Linked DNA regions of Homo sapiens: region 1 is linked to region 2. The links are chromatin contacts, found by Hi-C or POLR2A ChIA-PET in ENCODE. All regions are on one chromosome and are shown on one strand. The core of a region is the stretch at or near the end of the contact, and the rest is flanking DNA. Distances in the headings are between cores, read along the strand shown. Region 1 overlaps LOC105373851 (a long non-coding RNA gene). Region 2 overlaps KLF7 (KLF transcription factor 7).

Region 1 (2,700 bases), core at 98-2,597, 260 kb before region 2:
CCAGAGCAGGGGTTCTCCAGGATGGAATCCTCTTAGAGACTCCTCAGTGACTGTACCCATCTCCTTTCCATTCTACCCCTCTCTGTATGACCAAGAGAGAATTGTTTTCCCTTTTAGGCATAGCTAACATGGGCAAATGAAACAAATTAGTTTTCATTACTGCAGATAATAAATAAATCTTGTGGTGAAATAAATAATATAATATGTAATAATGGACTGAAAAAATACAGCTCAAAACAGACAAAGCTGGGTAAAAACAGAAACCATCAAAAGTAGAGAAAGCCAGAGAACTATCCAGTCAAGCAATAAAGCAACAACATCTGAGAGGCCTCATGTACTGTCCTGAAGTGACTTTTAGCTACTCACGCTGTGTTAACTGTTGATGAAATGTCATTGAGCTTAAAATAAAATAAGTTTGTAGTCCTAGATAACACTCTGCAAGAGCAAATAATATTAGGCCACTATACACCGATATAAATAAATAACTCATAGCAATGTACCAATATGTCAAGATTTTTCACAGGAGGGAGTATGAAAACTAGCTGGATGGTGTCAGGCTCGTTTAAAAGCTCATTTGCTCCCCTTAGTCACTGTCCTTTCACCTTTACATGGCATCTCTCCTGGTCTCTTGTCGACGTGGTTGTCAAAGCACCAGCTCAATAGTGCTGGTCTGTCAGCAGAGATGTGTTAAATGTAAAGATGGCAGAGTTCCCCACAGAAAGCTACATGCAGACTCTGGAGCCAGCTGAAGTCATGGGGCGTCAGGTGACAATGAGACTATGTCATCAAATGACATGTATCCCTGAGGTGCCCAATGAACTTTACACAGAGTTTTTTTTTTTTTTCCTATTGTATTATTCTGACATCTTGCTAAAAAAAAAGAAAAGAAAGAGGACAGACATTTCTATTCCACAGAAAGGAAAGCTTGGACTCAAAGAAGTTGCCTGAATTGCTCTAGATGACTTTATTTTTTGGGATTTCCTGGTTTCCATAAACAGCCACCCATCTGCCTACCCTCCTTCTCCCACTCACTTCTGACCACAACTGCACCCTGCTGTGTGTTAGGAGGAGCGGATTTGATGTCTCGGAGGCGAGGGGTGTGTCTGAGGTGAATGGGCATGTCTATACCTCCCTACTTTGTTAAATGATTGCAACAGAGATCACCCACGTACTCCCAGCCTGGTTCAGTGCAACACATGTCTAGTTCATTAGATGCAGCCTGTTCAGGCCTCTTCTACCTGCTGAGACTTCACACCCATAAAATCCAGTTAAACCTCTGAGTCACAGGAGGCTGCCCTATCAGAAGACTACACACTTTCCAGCTTCCCAGCTTGGGAGTCACAAGACCTGAGTTCAGATTTCAGCTCTGCCACTTACTGAGGCAAATACTTGTATCCATCTTAATGTCAGGTGGTCATGTTGAGTAACCTCTGATTTCTTATCTAAAGGGGTTTTTTTTTTAGGATAATTGAATGGAAAAACTATCTTAAATTGCTTAGTACAGGAGTCATCAATGTATAGTCTGCCTGCTGCCTGTTATGGAAATAAAGTTTTATTGGAACACAGCTGTGCCCATTCAGCTAAGGCTAGCATTTATGTTTATTGTTGACAGCTGCTTTTTTGCTACAATGTCAGAGATGAGTGGTTTTCCCACATAGTGGGTCTGCACTATGTATGAGTTGCTTACTCCTTTTCTTCTTTCTGTTTGTCCTTACTCTTAACTGTATGCTCCTAATTAGTTGCTCTCTAATTATCCAACCCCTCCCCAGAAACAGACTGACTATACTTTCTTTTAACAGTAATTTGCTGGAGAGTTTCAATTTCACTTTGGGCACTGCTACGTCTTAGTGACAATAAGTAATTCATCTGGGGTGGATGGGGGTGATAGGGTGGGGGTGGGGGTGGGAGGAGGTGAATAGGAAGCATTGTAGCTTCGTACTTTGTGAGTGGACTCAGTGAGGGACAACCACAGACACAGACCCTAGTTCAGTGTCATATCTCTATGTTTCATCAAACAACTACAGGATTTTGTTTGTTTATTGTTAGCAGGAGTACATGGTGTAAGGGCAGGTCGAAACATTTTTTCCCCTAATTTCAGTATGGTTAAAAAAAGTATATTCTCCAATGTATTGTGAGATTGATGTAGTGAAAAGATGCCTGGTAAGAGAAGTCAGAAAATCTAGGTTCAAGTCTGGGTTTATCTTAGTTTTATTATGTTGGTCAAGCCACTTCTGAGTGTCAGTTTCTTCAGAACTAAGACTGAGGGTAATAATACGACTTGATTCCTAGCATGATTCTGAAGCATAAAAGATAATGCAAGTGGAAAACTTTGTGAACTATGAGGCCATCTATAAAATGTGACACATATGTATATAACAGGGTCTGTTTCAGGGGATTTCATTATTTTCTTTTTCTTTATATTTTTATATTTACATCAAACACAGTTTCAGTTTTTACAATAGGTTCTGATATCTGACGAGGCTGATCCCTAAGAACATTTGCATTTTGCTAGTTTTCCTGTTTATAGTTTTGAATGTTTTTAATAAGATAAGCACTAAGCTTAGCAATTCGTCAGTGTTCATTCTAATGACCTTCAAGAAACGTCCCGTTGGATCTTTAGACAGAATTATTTCAGTAAGTTTGAGGAGCCTTGGCATCTTTATGTTGAATTTTTCCATCTAATAAAAATATAACTCTTCC
Region 2 (2,810 bases), core at 75-2,574:
CTCCCACTTCCTACTCCCACACAACTTCCCAGCCACTGAAACTTTTCTTTCAAATCTCTATTATCCTCTTAACAGTTGCTTGAATAAATTTATTTTTGCACTATACATTTTCTTTTTGCCAGATGTGTCTAACAAGTGTGTTTGGAGAGACCTACTCCCAGCCCCGTCTCCTTCCCCGCCTCCCCCCGTCACATTCTCTCAGGCCTTCTCTGGTATTTATAATATATCACAGAAGTACCCAGTCTTATAGCCCTCGGTTATGCCTTTTTTTGACATTTTATTTTTTTTAAGCTTTTTATATATATATATATATAAATATATTACTTTGTCAAGTTTTTTTGCTGTACAAAAGTCTTAAGATTTAAAACTATTATTTGTATTATATGATGGTGGTATGTTAATGTTACAAAATTATTAATGAAGAAAAAATTTATTTTTGTTACTGGTCTGTTTCATAATTCTTTTTTAAATTGGTATATTGTAAGATATCTATGCAAAAAATGTTATGTGACGCATTTTTATTTAAGAATGTAATATGTGTAATAAACAGTAGAATGTGTTTGGCCTTGGAATACTTTACTGTATTTCTCCTTAGCTTGTTTCACTGGGGAAAAAAATCTTCGAAAGACGCAAGTGGGTACTTACATACTTCGTGAAAGTTTTCTTTCTTGGAGAAAGGGAAAGCAAAAGGTTGTATTAGGTTATCTTCGTTTGGGAAGTTGTGTGTGTGTGTGCGTATGTGTGTATTTTATAGTTTCATTGAGGCAGCTCAATGCCCAAATAAGGGTCACTGAGTTTATTTCTTCAAGGGGAAAAAGGGAGCCAATTGTTGGAGATTATGAAAAGCAATATTTTAGAATGATAGAGATTACAAGATGTTATTTGTTTAGGGGGTTGGGAGAGGCTTATTGAAAGCGGTTTATTTGGCGAGAGAAGGAGGCAGTTTGTTCTGGGATGGTGTTTAATAGGAACCTATTGGGAAAGGATCTTTGAAGCAGTCTGTGAAGGAGGAAGGGTAAAGATCAGAGGGAATAATTTAGGTGAGGGGTAGGGGGCAGTAAAATGACAGGAGGTGGTTGGAGTGGGGAGGAAATGGGTAACCGGAAGCCAGGAAATCCAGCTGGCTGTGGAGAGTACAAAAAACTAGATGGAAATACAAGCAGCTTCAGACCCAGAGAAGAGAGGGAGATGAAAGCCCCAGGGAAAATTCTCAGAACTGAAAAGAAAAGTACTAAAATCTCTGCCACACACGACTTCCAGGAAAGAGCATCACCAGTAAGGAGGAAGGTAGAGAACCCAGCTGGTGGTGTCGCCTCAGCATCCCGAGCTCAGCGATTCCCCGAGAGAAGTGGTGTCATTCACAGGAAACAGCAGTAAAACACATTTGTCACATGGGACACAGCAGTAGTCAAGCTTTCTTTGCATTCTTTGGACTTACAGAAGTGGATACGGTGGTGAATAACCTCTATCCCTAATCAAATGAATCTGACAAGAAACTTTCCAATAAATGTTTACTTTAGAAACCGTGGCTAGTGTGACTGAATTTGCTGCATGGACACAGACATTTCTCATGTCCCTGAACAGGAAACAGGTGTCAGGAGTGTAACAGCGGGTTTGGAAGGGAAGCTGAGTGATCAAGTTCTTGCTCTCATAAAACTCAAGGTGAAGAGAACAGTAGGTGCTGCAGGGGCCGGGAAAATGGTTTTGAAGTGTTAAGCATCAGCTGCCACATCTCCCGAACAGGCAAGTGAGCTGGGCAACACGGCAGCTCAAAGCTGACTGAGAAGAAACCACATGTGTAGTGGGGAAAACACAGCCCCTGGAGTCTGAAGACCTGCCTCCTACTCCCTGTGTCTTCAGTAGCTCTGGGACTAGATGAGTAATTTCATTCTGATAACCAAAATCATTTACCTGGAAATTTCTCTGAGTGAGGAAGGATAAGATAGCTTGGCAATATTACCTAGAAGAAGGCTCATTATTCCACTCCCTGACTTACAAAAAGATATCACATTGAACATTTTAGGTGAAGGACAAATTGCACTGTACTGAAATGTTCAGACAAGAGGGTGGTAAGTCTAATCTATCTGCCATAAGGAAATGAGATGGTTTACATAAGTGAATATGCTAAAAGACTTAAGCTTACATATTTAGAAATGAAATTTTTGCTTAAGACTGGTCTAAATATATATATTGCCCACTTTACAACCTTTTTGAGCATCCATTTTTACAATATAATATAAATTCAGGGATGACTCCAGACTGCCGGGTTGCTTGCCCTGGCACAAAATGACTCTATACTTTATATTGGGTGATTCTACTTTCTCTTCTGTGTTCTCCCTATTTAGAAGTTGCAAGTTCTTTGTGTGTCATCTTCTAGAAATATTTATCTCCTAGTCAACTAGACGATCAACTAGGCAAGCTTGGTAACAAGAATTCTTAAGTGCAAAAACAACTATAATTTGAATCCAACAGGCAGTAGTCTGAAAGTGTAACCTGCATGTCCTAGGGGGAAGAAGGTGCGTACCAGCTATAATCTGTGGTTGTATATGGAGTTGGGAATGCTGGGGTAATGGAAAGAAGTCTCATAAAAAGCAGAGTTCAGTGGAATTGATAAATAATTTATTATTTGTAGCTCATTTTCCACTTACAGGTTTAGAAGAGGAGATGGTTAAAACTTTTAGCTAAAATAAGATTTTGAGGTCACTGGCAGGTGATGGTTTTCTGTTTTATCCATGAGCCAATTCCTAATTCCTTCTCCAACATTAAATATTTTATCTGAGAGTTTAAAAACTATCAACAGTTACTGGCTT

The links. A loop is a pair of places that touch in the nucleus more often than their neighbours do. ChIA-PET counts read pairs that join two places held with the same protein, here RNA polymerase II (POLR2A). Pooled maps may share reads with other maps.
Region 1: a pooled map shows a loop between it and region 2 (5-fold over the local background). The contact joins two enhancer-like sites. A Hi-C loop is called at or near these places in 1 of 168 maps with a recorded cell type or tissue (endothelial cell of umbilical vein), 1 of 37 single-sample maps with no recorded cell type and 9 of 50 pooled maps. POLR2A ChIA-PET finds 5 or more read pairs at or near these places in 2 of 52 experiments (activated T-cell and naive thymus-derived CD8-positive, alpha-beta T cell).

The regions. Positions count from the first base shown.
Region 1 is chr2:207,336,483-207,339,182 of GRCh38, reverse strand. The region is part of intron 1 of LOC105373851 (a long non-coding RNA gene); the gene reads right to left. Among named protein-coding and RNA genes, the nearest start is that of MIR1302-4, 68 kb to the right of the region's middle. Within about 2 kb of position 1,347, at least 4 of the 41 ENCODE cell types and tissues checked have a DNase peak (open chromatin) inside an H3K27ac peak, as active enhancers do.
Region 2 is chr2:207,072,850-207,075,659 of GRCh38, reverse strand. It overlaps KLF7 (KLF transcription factor 7), which reads left to right. Exons shown (of 4, transcript NM_003709.4): 4 at 1-1,523. Among named protein-coding and RNA genes, the nearest start is that of MIR2355, 36 kb to the left of the region's middle. Within about 2 kb of position 1,324, at least 7 of the 41 ENCODE cell types and tissues checked have a DNase peak (open chromatin) inside an H3K27ac peak, as active enhancers do.